5 separate regions of the Homo sapiens genome follow, and regions 2, 3, 4 and 5 are each linked to region 1. A link is a contact called in ENCODE Hi-C or POLR2A ChIA-PET data. All regions are on one chromosome and are shown on one strand. Each heading gives the region's core, a stretch centred on a gene start or an enhancer-like site at or near the end of the contact. The rest is flanking DNA. Distances are from core to core; before and after follow the strand shown.

The links. A loop is a pair of places that touch in the nucleus more often than their neighbours do. ChIA-PET counts read pairs that join two places held with the same protein, here RNA polymerase II (POLR2A). Pooled maps may share reads with other maps.
Region 2: a loop to region 1 is called in a map of CD8-positive, alpha-beta T cell, with 18 times the contacts of the local background. The contact joins the promoter of FGD5-AS1 here to the promoter of RAB5A in region 1. A Hi-C loop is called at or near these places in 3 of 168 maps with a recorded cell type or tissue (CD8-positive, alpha-beta T cell and naive thymus-derived CD4-positive, alpha-beta T cell) and 7 of 50 pooled maps.
Region 3: a map of CD8-positive, alpha-beta T cell shows a loop between it and region 1 (16-fold over the local background). The contact joins the promoter of RBSN here to the promoter of RAB5A in region 1. A Hi-C loop is called at or near these places in 3 of 168 maps with a recorded cell type or tissue (CD4-positive, alpha-beta T cell and CD8-positive, alpha-beta T cell) and 5 of 50 pooled maps. POLR2A ChIA-PET finds 5 or more read pairs at or near these places in 1 of 52 experiments (CD4-positive, alpha-beta T cell).
Region 4: a loop to region 1 is called in a map of CD8-positive, alpha-beta T cell, with 16 times the contacts of the local background. The contact joins the promoter of HACL1 here to the promoter of RAB5A in region 1. A Hi-C loop is called at or near these places in 2 of 168 maps with a recorded cell type or tissue (CD8-positive, alpha-beta T cell and naive thymus-derived CD4-positive, alpha-beta T cell) and 8 of 50 pooled maps.
Region 5: a loop to region 1 is called in a map with no recorded cell type, with 15 times the contacts of the local background. The contact joins the promoter of RFTN1 here to the promoter of RAB5A in region 1. A Hi-C loop is called at or near these places in 2 of 37 single-sample maps with no recorded cell type and 7 of 50 pooled maps.

Annotation. Positions count from the first base shown.
Region 1 is chr3:19,945,557-19,948,444 of GRCh38, forward strand. RAB5A (RAB5A, member RAS oncogene family) reads left to right here and starts at 1,541. Exons shown (of 6, transcript NM_004162.5): 1 at 1,541-1,965. It also overlaps a transcript of EFHB not described here. RefSeq lists enhancers at 422-1,023, 1,434-1,603, 1,529-1,698, 1,560-1,609, 2,130-2,179 and 1 more.
Region 2 is chr3:14,947,059-14,949,946 of GRCh38, forward strand. It overlaps FGD5-AS1 (FGD5 antisense RNA 1), which reads right to left and starts at 1,383. Exons shown (of 2, transcript NR_046251.1): 1 at 955-1,383. NR2C2 (nuclear receptor subfamily 2 group C member 2) reads left to right here and starts at 525. Exons shown (of 14, transcript NM_001291694.2): 1 at 525-848. RefSeq lists enhancers at 1-365, 1,054-1,741, 1,188-1,387, 1,742-2,429 and silencers at 148-577, 628-697, 718-1,137, 1,528-1,587.
Region 3 is chr3:15,097,697-15,100,584 of GRCh38, forward strand. It overlaps RBSN (rabenosyn, RAB effector), which reads right to left and starts at 1,452. Exons shown (of 14, transcript NM_022340.4): 1 at 1,339-1,452; 2 at 423-578. RefSeq lists a silencer at 240-319 and enhancers at 657-1,521, 1,410-1,539.
Region 4 is chr3:15,600,042-15,602,929 of GRCh38, forward strand. It overlaps HACL1 (2-hydroxyacyl-CoA lyase 1), which reads right to left and starts at 1,528. Exons shown (of 17, transcript NM_012260.4): 1 at 1,342-1,528; 2 at 1,049-1,153. The coding sequence starts at 1,422. It overlaps BTD (biotinidase), which reads left to right and starts at 1,704. Exons shown (of 4, transcript NM_001370658.1): 1 at 1,704-1,853. RefSeq lists an enhancer at 1,433-2,075 and a silencer at 1,917-1,976.
Region 5 is chr3:16,512,227-16,515,114 of GRCh38, forward strand. RFTN1 (raftlin, lipid raft linker 1) reads right to left here and starts at 1,473. Exons shown (of 10, transcript NM_015150.2): 1 at 1,216-1,473. RefSeq lists enhancers at 1-322, 873-952 and silencers at 1,243-1,602, 1,633-1,702, 2,856-2,888.

The DNA of each region.
Region 1 (2,888 bases), core at 291-2,790:
GCCAGTCTCTAAGCAGAAGCAGGTTTGGAGTGGAATAGGTTTCGTTTTGGGCATACTGTTGACATGACAAAACTGATGTCACATATCCTATTTCCTGACTCCTCCTGGGATTGTCCCAGAGCTATTACCATGATTAATAGTTCATATTGAACAACTCCTTGAGAATAAAATGCCACAGGTATCATTTACGTATGACACATTACGTTCTTCTGGCAACTAGGTAGTTGATCTGAAAGACGGGCTGTTCAAAGTTCAAATCATCTTAATTGCACAATGCCGCCGACTGTACGCCCATAAGATACCTTAACCCGGTACACTTCAAAGACAATATTCTCGCCCTTACAACAGAGCTATACATTGTAAACTGCAAACTGAAAAGTAGCCTTTATTCTGAAGGAAAATCAATTTAATATTCTTCCACTAAATTATCAAAACAATTTTTTTGGCGGAGGCTGGGGAGGGGGTGGTGGCTGAAGCCTCGCCAGAGACTGAATGTGGTGTGGGATTCAACTAAAGCAGCACATCTTCAGTAGGTCCCCCGTGGAGGGTAACGAACATCTTGGGTTGTCTTTCACCAGAATTGTGTTCAACAACTCACGTTCTGGAGCCAACCCGCCGCAGATCAGAATCCAGCTTCTGCACCACACAGCCGTGATCTCGGACAAGTTACTCAATCTCTTGTGTCTCAAATTCTTTACCTATAAAACATCTACAACTAGAACTGAAGACTTGGCTGCCAGGCACTGGGCTAGACATAGATTTACAGCGGTGAGGACCACCAAGGGGAGCTAAAATTCGAATGTAGGGAACAGACGATTAACAAGTTAGTTTCAGAATGAAAGACTCGAGTGTAAGAATTCAATGGGATAATTCCTGTAAAGCGTTTAGTACAGTAAAGAGCGAAGGGAAATTCTGAATAAAAGGCAGACACTATTTTAGGATTTGGCCTTCCCCGCCCCCTACCAAAACCACGTAAACTCTTAACAGAAGCGACTTCTTATTGTCAGGCGCCTAAAGGCGGCTTTTGGGATAGGGAGGGTCCTTTCTTCCTCCTTGGGGTAAATGCGATTTAGCAGCCTTTACCGACCTACCCAACCCCAGGGCCATTTTGTGGGAGGAGGTTCTCTCGTGCTAGACAAGTTCCCTCTAATAAAGCCCCTTAGCCGAGATGCCAGGATTGGGGTTAGGGAACCTCGCCGCTCCCACAAGGGCTGGGCACAAAAAACAAACAAAAAAACACAAGTTATTTTGATCTTCCCCCAAAGAATAGTAAAGGAATTTCCCCCGACCCCGGCCGCCAGGAGCCCAGAGACCCCCCAGCCTAAATAACAATGGCGCTGGAGAGGGCGTGGCCGCGCGTACCTGGGGTGGGGGAAGGGGAGAAAGGCGGCCAGTTCGGATCTGAGCCACTCGCAGGGTCACGTGACATCCTGCCTCGCCCCGCCCCGCGAACAAACCTAGGCGGGGAGGGATTCGGGAAGGGGCGAGGAAGCGGAAGGAGCAGGCGGACTGGCGATGATGGGAAGTGACGAAGTGGCGCAGTTCGCTGCGTGCAGCGACGTGGCGGCGGGGCCGGCACCGGGCAGCGGAAGTGGCTCCGGCGGTGGGACTTGAGTGTTTGTGTTTTGGTTCGTGAAGGAGCCGGCGGCTGGCCTTAGGGGAGGAGGCAGAGGGAGGAGGAGGAGGAAGAATTAGTCGGAACTCCAGCGCCGGCGGCGGCGGCGGCGGCGGAGGAGGAGAAAGGAAAGAGGAAGGGGGAGCGGCGAGAGGCGGAGACGGAGCCCGACAGGGGCGGCACCACGGCACGAGCCCCGCACAGTCCAGTGTGAGGGGAGCGGCGCTAAGAGCAGGCGACGCCGCCGCCGCCACCACCACCGCCATAGATACACTCTCATCCTACGGGCCACGCCTGGGCCTTGCTGCCAGGAAGCTTCGGCCCCGCAGCTCGGCTTGCTGCGGTCTCAGGTAACCGAACCGCCCCTCCTCCTGCGCAGCGGGGGCCTGGACCCCAGGTTATCCGCGGTCCCCAGCCTGTCCGCGGCCCTGCCGGTACTGAGACCCCCCACCCCTTCTCCCTCACGCGCAGCAGTGCCCTGGACCAGAGAACTATCGAACCCGGCGTCTTGTTCTGCCAGCCCTGGTGACTCATCCTCCAGGGGCTCTGGAGACCGGGATTTGGGGACTGACTGAGGGAGCGACGGGTGTCACCCTTTCCCTTCTCAAGATGGCGCCGTGGAAAGTGTACTGGAGGCCGCGGTTCCGCCTGGTCTCCGTCCTGGCAGTCCTGGGGGTCTCGGTCAAAGCAAGGCAGGTTCGGGGGAGGAGGTTGGAAAGGCCAAGGGACCTGGCGAGTGCTGCTTATCCAGGCGATCTGTAGTTGGCTATTAGCTACTCAGGTGCTCTCCAAGCAGGAACCTGGGCCTACTGCAGGTGTCAATGTGGGGAGCTCCGCCTATCTTCAACTTCCAAAGATGAGTAGTGTCGGTGGGTGGGAGGCTCGTCAAAATAGGCTGTCTAGAGACTTGTTTTCTGTTTGGAAGGTAGTGAACTACAGCGTTAAATAAATTCAAGATAACAGGACCGCTGAACTCCTTCACTGGGTAGAGACCATGGAACTTGCTCTGGCGTTATCTTCCCTGGAAGCTGCTTACCTCTGAGACTTTCAAACTTGTTAAGTTCTGAACGTCATAGTTCACATACTTGGTTTTTGTCTTGCTTAAATGGAATCAAAGCGTTCAATCAGTTGCCTTTCACATAATAAGAAAAAAACACTTGTACACCTCTGGGAATACTCAAGACTGCTCATAAACTTTATTCCTAAAGTAAAATGGAAGTGATAACTCAGCATTTGTATAAACAAAGTAAATGGAACAGTGCCTGGCACAAAA
Region 2 (2,888 bases), core at 133-2,632, 5.0 Mb before region 1:
AGGAAGGGCCGAAGAGCTCAATACCCACCCAATACAACCCCCACTTCCGACCTACAGACGCTCTGCTGAGCGGCTGGGAGAATCCGTCGCGCCAGTCAGGGCCCGGCTTCTTCCAACAACAGACACTTTGCGAGCCTTCCAGAAGCCTTGGCTAAGCGAGAAGGCAGGGTGGAGGCCGCCACTGCGAGGACGGTCCCCACCCAGCTGCGAGGAGCTCGCGGTTCCCCAGAGGGGCGGGCCTGCGTCCGGGTAACCGTGCGCGACGTCCACGAGTTTTTAGGACGACCAGCCCTTCAGCCTCTAGGCCCCGACGCCTGCGCCATTTAAGCCACATATCCGCCCGCCCGGCCGCGGCCAAGGCCGGCGGCAGCTACGTAGCCGCCGCCGCCCGGGGCCCCACAGCCCACGGGCCGGATGGACCGAGCGCCGGCTGCGGCGTTCCGGTGCGCGCGCGCGCCTCAGCCAATCGCGTTCTCGCCCGCCCCCCGCCGCGGCGGCGAGGCTGGCGCTGGGAAGAGGAAGAAGAACATTCGCCCTCCTCCTACCAGCGCGCGGGCGGCGGCGGCGGCGGCACCGGGGTCACGAACTCTGACCTTTCACTGACAAAAACAATAACAAACCCCCCCTTCTCCGCGACCCCGGCGGCGCCCCCGGGCCCGTCCCCGCCACCCCGCTCCCACCTCGGCGTCTCGTCTCTCGCCCGCTGCCCCGCGAGCCCGCGGCCCCCGGGCTCCCGCCATCCGCCGACACCGGGAGCCCGGGCTCCCCGCGCCCTGCCCTCCGCGCCGGGGGCCGCCCGCCGCAGACACGGGACCCGCTTCGAGGCCGCTTTGGCGCCAAATCCTGAGGTAAAATTGAAAGAGGGTCGGGCGGGCTCGGGCCGGCGGCGGAGGGGGCGGGCCTGGCGCGCGGACATGGAGGCGCCGCGGCGGCGGCTGAACCCGACCCTTTTACCTTTGCCACGGGGTGGCGGCGGCGGCGCCCGGCGCTTTGCATAGTGGGCCGGGCCGCTCCCCTCCCCTCCCCGCCCGCGGCCGGGCGAAGCGAGCGGGTTCCCCCTGACCGGCCCGGCCGGCGCAAGGGTGGGGGTGGAGGGGGAATGGCCGCGGCCCCGCCTTATAGTTGGCCCTCCGCCAGCGCCGCCATTTTGTTCTCGACGGAGATGGCTCCGGCTGGGCGGGCTCCCTTCCTCCTTATCCTCCTCCTCCTCCCGCCTGCAGTCCCTTCTTCCTTCTCTGCCGGGATTTTCACCCCTCCGCTTCTAGTCCGCCTTTGGCGGCCGTCGCAGCCCAACCGCCGTTTTTTCTGAAGGGGAGGGTAAAAGAAAAGGAGGAAGGCGGGTGCGAGGCGCGACCTCGTGAGCGACGGATGGGCTGGCTAATTGGCGCCCAGATAGGAGGGCCGGGGCCTGTGGCACCGCCCCCCTAAGCTTTGCTGATTGGCTGAGGCGGAAGAGGGTGGTCCTTATGGGGCGCGGGAGCCCTGGCGGGGCGGGAGTAGAGGCCGGGGCGAAGAGTGGGGCCGGGTCGGCGGGGGCGGGGCCGGGGGCGGGGCGCGAGGGGCGCGGCCGGGTGGAGAGGCCGGCGCCTGGTCTTGGGTCAGCAGGTGGGCTGCTTCCCTCCGCCTGGAACGCGTCTCGAATGAGTACTGAGGAACAATAGTAATAAAGGTGATGAAGCATTTCGAGTCCACGATGCGCTCTCGTGGGAAGAGGTTTTCGGAACCAGGACACTTTTCAGGGCTCCTGCTCGTTATTTCGCAGCGGCCTTGGCGAATCCCCTAATGAGGCTCAATTTTATCGACTGTAAATGGGGGGCATGCGCATTCTTGCCAGGCCGGACCTCCCTTCTGAGCATTGTTTGTGGGGCTCTACTCAGAAAATGGAGGCAACGCTACTTTGCGAGCTTCAGAGTCACTTGAAAATGGTGTTATTGTTAAAAATGGGATTACAGCCACCAGGAGAGGCAAGCGTTAAGGGTATTTGGGGTTTGAGAGAGCACAATTCGGGAGTGATTCTCTTCTCATTCGTTCGCTGAATACATGTTGACTTAGTTTTTTAGGCACTGGGGACACATCTGGAGAACCAGCTGTACAAGACCCCTGCCCTCACTAGAGTTGGGGGCTGGGGGGTGAATAGACAAATAATTCCAGAGAGTCATAAGTTCTGTGAAAGAAAAGAAGCCAAATGACCTGCTGAAGAAGACCTGAGGCGTTAATTTAGATGGAATGGTCAGGGTGGCCTCTCTGAGTAAGTGATGTTTGAACAGAGGAACCCAAGGGAGGAATGGCATTCCAGACAGGACATCCCGTGTAACGGCCCTGGAGGAAGAGCATTTGATGTGATCGAGAACTGGCTGCTTGTGGCTGGAGAGTTGGTTGGAACTAGTAATTGTCCATTATCCCACTTTGTTTCCAAGCCAAAGGCTGTGAAATATAGCAACGGTAGTGAGGAACAAATCTTCAATGTAATAAGAAAGTCGAGGAAAATACAGCCTTCATATGAATTACTGATGAATACATGACTTGGGAGGAGGGCCTCAGAAACTCACTTTACTTCCAGATTCAAATCCTTCGTCAGCCTCTTATATACATTTTCAGTTCATCAAGTATTTCCTGAGTGCTACGAATACTCCAGGCACTATGTGCTAGGCTGGGAATACAAAAAAGTAAGACACTGGTCCTCAAACATGTGAATATGATTTATTTATTTATTTATTTATTTTTTGAGACCAAGGTCTCACTCTGTCGCCCAGGCTGGAGTTGAATATAATTCTCTGTGTGTGAGTTCTCTCTTTCTCTCTCTCGAGATAGAGATATTTATACACATACATACACAGACATAAAATGTTTTAGTGTTGTGGTTAGCAACTCCCCAACTTTTACTAGCA
Region 3 (2,888 bases), core at 202-2,701, 4.8 Mb before region 1:
ATTTCTCCCCAAGAACCTGGGGATACAAGCCACAGTATATAGTGAGGGGAGATGTGTGACCCTCAGCTTTGGATGGACTGTAGAAGACCACCGAGGAGGGACTGCCTGGTCCTCAAAGCTGAAGGGTGGCAGCAACTCAGAAAATAAACAAATGAGACACCAGGTCCCTATTTTTTCCCTCTAGTTAAGAAACCCAGTGACTTCATAACTTTTCCACTGGAATATAGCAGCCCTAGGTCTGGCCTGTTCCCTCCCCAGCCAGTGGTTCATCTGATGCTGACTCTGACAGCTCCCTTTCTTCCCATGCACTCACCCCTAACGACCACAAATAACACAAAGCCCACCACATCCATGCCACACAACCACCCTTCACGCCTCAGCCCAAACCCAAACCTCACTTCCTCAAAAGAAATGCCTCTTACTCAGAGCATCAGAATGGACTTCTCCTTCACAGCACTCATCTCAATTTATAACCGCAGGTACATACGTGAAGTGACCAAGTAAGACTGTAAAATCTGGGAGGGCACAGACTCTATATGTTTTCCACTTCGCCGTCTCCCCAGGGTTTAGCACAGTACCTGGCACACACAATGAAGCAGCACAATAAAGCTCCATGAATGAACGAAGAAATGAATGAACTCCAAAATCATATAACTAAGCATACACCATAAAGAAATCTAACACAACCACCGAATTGGACCCCACAACCATAACTGAACACATAAGCAAGCCCCTCGCACTCTAAATCACGTAAAAAGTAAAAAAAATAAAAATAAAAAAAATAAATATAGCTACATGTTCTGCAGCCGTACATCCAGCATGAATGTCACCCCGCCACATGCCGCATCGACGACACATCCCACAGCCGCACTCAACCCGGCCTCACGATCGCAACCACAACCCACATAACTAACATGATTATACACACATCGCATGACCACACACAACACGAACGACTCAATCCCGTGAAGCAGACATGACAACGTCACACATCGCACAGACACCACACAAAACACTCCGAACATCTCCACACGAACTCAGAATACAAACGCTTCAGCTTTACACAACCAGAGAATCAAACACAACCGCTCGGGAGACAAGCACCCACCCACTCCACCCACAGCTGCACAACCAAACCCAAGTGTATACGCCCCGCGTAACCGCACAACCACACAGAGCCCAATCATCAAAGGCACACACAAGCGAAACGCACGGCCTGAAAGCCCCATCTCCCACCTCTCACGTCACACCCACCACAACCACACACGGCCCGCCCGTCTCCGTTCTGGAGGAGTCGTGTCCCCGCCCCCCAGACTGGGCCTGACCCTCTGTATGTACCCTGCCGGGCTCCTGCGGGCACCCAGGTTTGTCCCCCCCTTCAGGCCCGGGCTCTGGGCCTCCACCGTCCGTCACTCAGCCGCAGCCGCCATCTCCATCGGTCGCTCGGAACTCGGCAGGTGCGCCTGCGGCGGCGACGAAACCGGAAGACAAGCTGGTAGACGCCTGTCGAGCGCCGAGTCTTCGAGGGCGCGAAAAGGGCGGATACGGATTCGAATAGTGGAGGGCGGGCCGGCGGCTTCTGCGCAGGCGCTTTCCGAACGAGGGAGGGGATGGTGGGGAGCGGAGAGAAAGTGGGGCTCGGTAATTTTGTGCGGTTCTTACGTCCCGAATTCGAACTAATAGCGCGTCAAAGCCAGCCAATGGCTCTGCACCGCCTTGTACAGGTGGGAAAGCTGAGACCAGTAGATCTTTGGCTCTTGACCAAAGTGCACAAAGAATAAGGCAGCCAAGGAATCAAAGTTCCTGAGAGCTAGAGACAGAAAAAATATTCAGGGGACGTGGAGGCGATGGAAAGTCCAAGAATAGAACCACATGAGAGTGGAGACTTGGTATGAGAAGGTGTATCCCGGGGTGTACAGCATGGCCAAGCCTGTGGAAAAGATGGCATTTTCAAAAGGCAGGACGATTGATCAGCCAGGACCTACCCCGTGCCTACGCTGTGCTGGGTACCACGGGGTATAGAGAGGCAAAACCTCATCCCAGTCCCGGAGACCTATTTGCTTTGTGCCCTGCACACGTTCTGGACCTTAGCAATAGCCAGCCTCTAGGAGCAAGAGCTGCAGAGAACGATGGGACGATGGGACGATCCTGGGCCTCCGTTTACATCCCTGCAGTGTTACTGGCCCCCTTTTACAGAAGTAAAATGGGGATGATAATGATAGTCTCCGCTTCACAGTGTTGTGAAGATTGAGGTAATTGCACGGTAGGTAGGTAGGTAGGAGGGTGTCCTGCATATTGGCTTTGCCCATCTCACTTTCCCTGCCTCCAAAAAGTCTTCCCCACCTGGTCTCTGGACAGGAGCACTGAGCCTCCATCACCTTCCATTTAAGGACATGGGGCTCCGGACTTGGAGAGCATTGAGTTTTTGGAAAGCAATCACCAGTGAAAGGGCAGTGAACTAGGGGTCTAGAGATCTGGGTTCTAGCCCTGGCTGTACGTTACTTTGTGGCTTTGAGCAGGTCCTTTCCCCTTTCTTCGCCTGAGTTCTCTCATCTGTACAAAAGAAATTGGCTCCAGTGACTTAGCCTTTTCTCTCAATCTGATGGCCAATTTTTTTTTAACGTTACAACATCTGCAGGAGCGAATAATGACTTCCCTTTGTTTACTGATGGAGACAAGGAAGAGGCTTCCTAACCTGTCAGAAGCAAAGCAACATGCCAAGCTCCCCGTCTCCATCACTAGCTTCTGCCTTAGGTCCCAAAAGCCAGGACTTTGGGAGTAAAACCACCCTTTTGAAAGTCTGAAGCCACCGAGGTCCCAAAACGAGCCACACTTACAGGCAGGACTATGTTTTGGGTAGGGCAATGAACGTTTATTAAACCATCATG
Region 4 (2,888 bases), core at 278-2,777, 4.3 Mb before region 1:
AAAAAATACAAATCTCAAACCTTGTAGATAAAGAATGTCATTCAATAAAGAATGTCATTCAATAAAGAATGTCATTCAATTAATAAATAATGTATAATATTAAGCATCTACACCACGTGAAAGCACAAACCAAGCCAGGCACTGTGGTGATATAACAAATGAATCACAACTTCTGCCCTCCAGGCACTCATGTATGATGGCAAAAGGCACCACTTAGGGTGGCCAGGCAGTTGTTTGGGCAAGAGGAGGCAAGAATTTAAATTAGAAGGCAACGGTGGGAGTGTAAAGCAGGAATATTTAGCCTCAGCTGGACTGAGAGTATGTGATATCACAGAAGTGGATTCTTGACCTTTCAAGCCCGCACTACTGAGAGAAGAGCAAGGTGGATTGGCAGAGGATGCACTTAAAGTGGATTGACAAAACGTCGTATCTTCCTTATCCTGCTTCCAAATAAGCCTCTAAGAAAGGTGGCAGCATGATGTGGTGGAAAAAGCATCAGGCTAGGATCTGAGCCATCTGAGTTTCCATCAAGGCACTACCATTTGTGATATCCTCCACCCTGCCCCGAACCAATCATACAACAAAGCCTTGGCCTTCACTCATTTATCCCACAGGTAATCTCTGAACACCTTTCTTATGCAGGCACCACACTAAGCACTGGGGGTACAGATGTGTCGTGAAGAAATAATATCCCTGCTCTAATGGAGCTTGTAGCCTAATAGGGAAGTCAGACTTTACTCATAAACTGTCCATTCCAATCATGACATACAGTATAGTAGTAAGAGAATGGACTCAGACCCAGAATACGTGGGTTCAAACCCTGGCTCTGCTACTACCAGCTGTGTCACCAAAGGCAAGTTTTACTTAACCTGTGTCTTTTCTCATCTGTCAACTTGGTGTAACAACAGTTAATATTCAACAGTGATTGATATGATATATGTAAAGTAGCAGAAGAGTGGTAAGCGCTATCTGGGTGTTTGCAATGCATACCTACCGCTATTACTGATCATTCCCAGTAACGCATTCAGCCACCTGAGTCCATACTCACCGCTTGCTCATTCCTCATCCCGATGTACTTGATGCCTAGCTGCTGGGCAGCAATGGCGATTTCGGTCACTGGGATGCCTACGATGCCAAATATGTACTCCACATCCTGAGGAACGAAGAACAGGGGAGTAAACTCCCAAGGCCCCACCATATCGCCACATCCTTCCCTCCCTCCCGGGCGCTAAAAGGAAAACCCCCCGACCCCCATCGCCCATTTCTACTCGTCTCCAAGACAACATCGCGGTCCCCGCCAGCTTCCGTAGGAGCCTTTCATTCCAGGAAGGTCCATCGTACTTGCGTTTTCAGGGCCTGAGCGATGACTTTAGCACCAGACACCTGCTCCTCGCTGCGCTCTGCGAAGTTACTGTCCGGCATCTTCCACCGAAAAGCTCTAAGCACTCACGCAGCCGGCAAACAAGCGGAATCATCCAGCAAGGCAAACGCGAAATCGGCAGCACGCCACCTCTGGTACTGCACCTCTGACGGACAGGAGGGCAACCAACTGCCTTAAACAACGGGAAGGAAGAGGCGGTCTAAATTCGTCCACTTCCCGGGAGAGGTGAGAATGTAAACACGCGCGTTCTCCAATCAGAACTGCGCTCTCTTCTCGGCTCCTCCATTCGCGCGCCAGAATGCCAGAGGGAGGCGGGACTAGCAGGAGATTGCTGCCTATGCAAAGCAGGTAAGAAGCCGAACTCTGAGGCCTCTCGCCATTGTCTCCGAGTCGGCCAGCTGGAGCGTTTTCGGGGCTGTAAAGGGAGAATGGCGCATGCGCATATTCAGGGCGGAAGGCGCGCTAAGAGCAGGTACGGAGGGGGCGTGGTGCGGCGCGGAGGGGGTGTGGTAAGGGCGTGCGGTCCAGACCCCGCCCCGGGCGCCCAGTTGGACTTGGGGAGGGCTGCGCAAAGGCTGCCGGGAGCTGGGAAGCCCGGCGCGCGTCGTTTGCTGGGGCTGTTTGTGCGTTGCTGCTGTGCTACCGCGTTGCGTTTTCTAGGCATTTACTTACACGCTTTGTGGTTTACGCTCTCATAACCTTGTGGTTTTATAGTCCTTAAATTATTGTAGCGCACGTTACTTAAATCCAGAAGCAGATGTGTACCCCAGCAAGAGATAAAATGACGCTCAGAGTCAGTAGATCCAGACCGTGCCTGAGATCCTGAATCCTGTTTCCTACCCACTATTCAGCCATTGGGTCACAAGCGATGAAAAGAGCACCTTGAAGGTAGTATAGAGCACTGTTTTCTCCAGCCCTTGCTACTAATCCATATTACTCTCCGCTAATATCTTTCCAAAATTAGGAACTATGGCGTTTCATAATTCTTAGGTTGGGTCCCTACCTACAACCAGCCCTGCACCCGATAGCCTTTTAAAACATTTTTGTGTGAAAATCGTTTGCAATGTGCAATATCTGAAACTACTGCCTTGGAGTCATTAGACCCTCTGCTCAGTGACAATAAACATAAAATTTCCAATTGTAATAAACAGTGGAACTTTTAATTTTTTGAGGATTTGGAGTCATTTTAAGCAAAAAGAACAGTGATAAGTGGACAGTAAAGAGATGAGAGGGGAGTGGGTCATGGGTAGTGAAATGAGTGAGAAGCACTGGAAGTGAAACGATTTCTAAACCCAGACATTTTCAAACTGTAGTCCTGGGTCTTTTCAAAAGGTCTTCCCCTCTTTTTCTCAACCCCTCAACCCCACCCCAAGCAGAGGAGAGTGAAGTGGTTGCCTCCCTGCATATGTGGACGGTGTTAGTCCATTTTCATACTGCTATAAAGAAATACCCAAAACTGGGTAATTTATAAAGAAAAAGAGGTTTAATGGTCTCACAGTTCCAAATG
Region 5 (2,888 bases), core at 223-2,722, 3.4 Mb before region 1:
GCTCACATTACACCCGGCTTCCTTCCTGGCAAGGCCTTAACTTATCCTGAGATGACACACGATGGCAGGGGTTGGAAGATGCCTAGTCTAGTTGAGCGCCCAGCTCCTGAAACAGCTGTACCGACTACAAGGGTTCCAGCACATGAGTTGCTGGAAACTGGGGTGACCACTGACAGAGATTGAGCCAGACTTTTTTTTTAAAAAAGTACTTCTTGTTTGTTTGTTTTAAGCCCCCGAAGAAACTCACTGACACCACCCAGCGTCCCTAGGGATCACCCATAACCACACAGGGCAGCTGAGGGCAAGCACAGAGTCACAGACAGACAGCAGGGAGCGTGCCTGGTTCTACAACCTTGGCCTCCACGCGGTTCTTGCTGCCAAAGGCAGCGACACCGGAGGTGAAGGGCACCAGCCCTGGCCTAGGACTGGGGTGCGCGTGCCTGACAACGGGGCTTCCCGAAATACACAACCACCTCCTCCTCGCCCAGACCCATATCCATCCTGGCGTCCCTTGAGTCTAGAGAAGTGGGTTAAGACAAGGGAAGAAAATCCCTTACAGAAGAGGAGATCCCCGTTTTCAGTGCTGGGGACTCTCGGCACCCGCGTCCCTGTGCTTCTGGTGGTTCCGGCGCTTCCTCGGAGCGCGCGGCATGTCTGCTCCTACACGTCCAGCACCTCTGTCCCCAGAGCAAACCCACCTCCCAGGGCACACGCAGAGGGGCAGTCAGGCACCGCCTCCACCCTGCCCCACCCAGGCCGCGCGCACCCCGGAAACCTGGACTCCGCGACCAGCTCCCTCCTGTTCTTTTCCGAGGACCCCAGCGGCAGTGTGTCCTGGACCCACCTGTAGCCTCCAAGCTCCCCCACCTCTGCGTCCTTCCTAGGCGCTTCTGAGCCTGCAGAGCCTACGACCCCCAACAGGCTGCTCCGAAGTGCCTCTCCCTACATCGCTCCAGGAATGACTCCCCTACACCCGTTCCCCGCAAAAAAAAGTTGGCCCAAGATCCAGGCGTCCCAAGGATCAGCCCAGGTCCCCATCCGACGCGGGCCAGGGGGTGCTGCTCTGGCAGCTCCGGAGCCCCGGCAAAGAGCAACCTGCAGGGAGGCGCCACGCGCGGTTCCCACTACCCGCCAGAGACCCGGTCCATGGGGCCAAACGGAGGGGCCTGTGCCGGTCGACACCCCAAGCCCTGTCGCGCCCCCCCCGCCGCCTACCGTATGGGACCGGCGGAGGAGAAGGCGCGGTCGCGGGCTCCCTGAGGCAGCGTGTTCCGTCCCGGGAGGAAAGTTTGTGCCATACAGAGGAGGCGGCGCGGGGAGGACTTGGGCGCCGGTGGGTGGAGGCGTGGGCGGTGGCGCCGCGTGGTCGTGTGTCTGTCCCTCCGGCGATCGGTGCGTCTGTCCCTCGCCGGAGCCCGCGGCCGCCGCGCTCTCGCTCGCTGCGCCCAGCGCCCGGCGCGCTCCGGCTCCAGCCCCGACGCGCCCCCGCCGCCGCCGCCGCGCGTCCGCCGGCTACACTTCCTCTTCCTCTGAACTCATGTGCAAAATATGCTACGCTGCATCTTCAGGGAAAGCCTCGCGGCCCCTGACAGCAGCCGCTGGAGCGGTGGGCCCGCCCAGCTCTCCCCGCGCCCCCTCGGAGTTCCGCCCGGTCACCTCCACGCGGCCGAGCTGCAAGCGACCCTGGCAGCCTCAGAACCCAGGGGTCAGGGGCTCATCGATCCTCCCTCCCAGCCCCTCCTAATCAAGGTTGTGTGCTGTCAGGAAGAGCGCCTGGGAGACAAGGATCCTTCAAGATTTGAGCCAGGATGCTGAAAGGGCGACTGCCATCAAGGTGCTGATGGCTGGGGGTGGGGTTGGGGCCGACTTGAGAGAGGACCATTTCTCGACCCCATTCCACAGGTGGGAGCATCCCTAAACATCTCAGGTGCTGCTGAAATTCTCTCTTGCGAGTTAGTGCTTCAGGGAAGGGTAATGCCACTGTCTCCGTTGCCATCCCTTGGTCTACCTACTTAAGATGTCCAGAGGTTTGAGAAGATCTGGAGAATCACCTTGCGTGGCAACTTGAGGCACCCAGGGAGAAAATTATATAAAGAGTGAAGCACTAGTAAACCAGGCTGCATTAGTAAAGTGAAGATGTGAGGCAAGGAGCCATTAGAAAATATTTTCTTCGTAAAACTAAACCAAGCAGAATTACAGTGTAGGGGTTAAGAGGGGGAACTTTAAAGTCAAATAATCAGGGTTGGATTCCTGGCTTTAGTACTTACTGGCTGTGTGACTTTGGGTAAGTGACTTAACTGCTCTGCGCCTATTTGTCACATGGCACTTCTTCGTGGGTTATTATATGTAAAGTGTTTAGCAACCACTCTATAACTTAGCTATTATCATTATTTTAAGGGGGCTAGAACAAGAAGGGTGAGATAATTTAATTAATTATCTCCATTTTCTAATTGGGCAAAGAAGACCCTGTGTGGGCAAAGTTAAGCACTGGAGCACACAGGGTGGAGGGCTGGTTTAGGGGCCCAGCAGTGTTTCGATGAGGTCCTTCTGGCACTAATAACACTCCTCCAGCAAGTAAGGAAGCACTATTTTGTTTTCAGGGACTCTTCCTGTTACCACAGCTTCTCAGAGATTTTCTTCCTTATTTTCTCTTTCCATAGCCTTTCTAGTTCTGTTTTGCTCCCCCTCCCTCACCACTGTTTTGTTTTTATTTGTTTTTCTCCTTTCCCTTTCCACCCCACCTTTTCCTGGTGTCACACTCACCACCACTATCCCCAGTGTCCCCCATTTCCCCCCTACACTTGAGCTTGCCACATGAAAGAAAATAAGACCAGGTGACCACGTAAGTCCAGGTTCAGACAGTAGTGCGCAGGGACATTTGCTCAGGG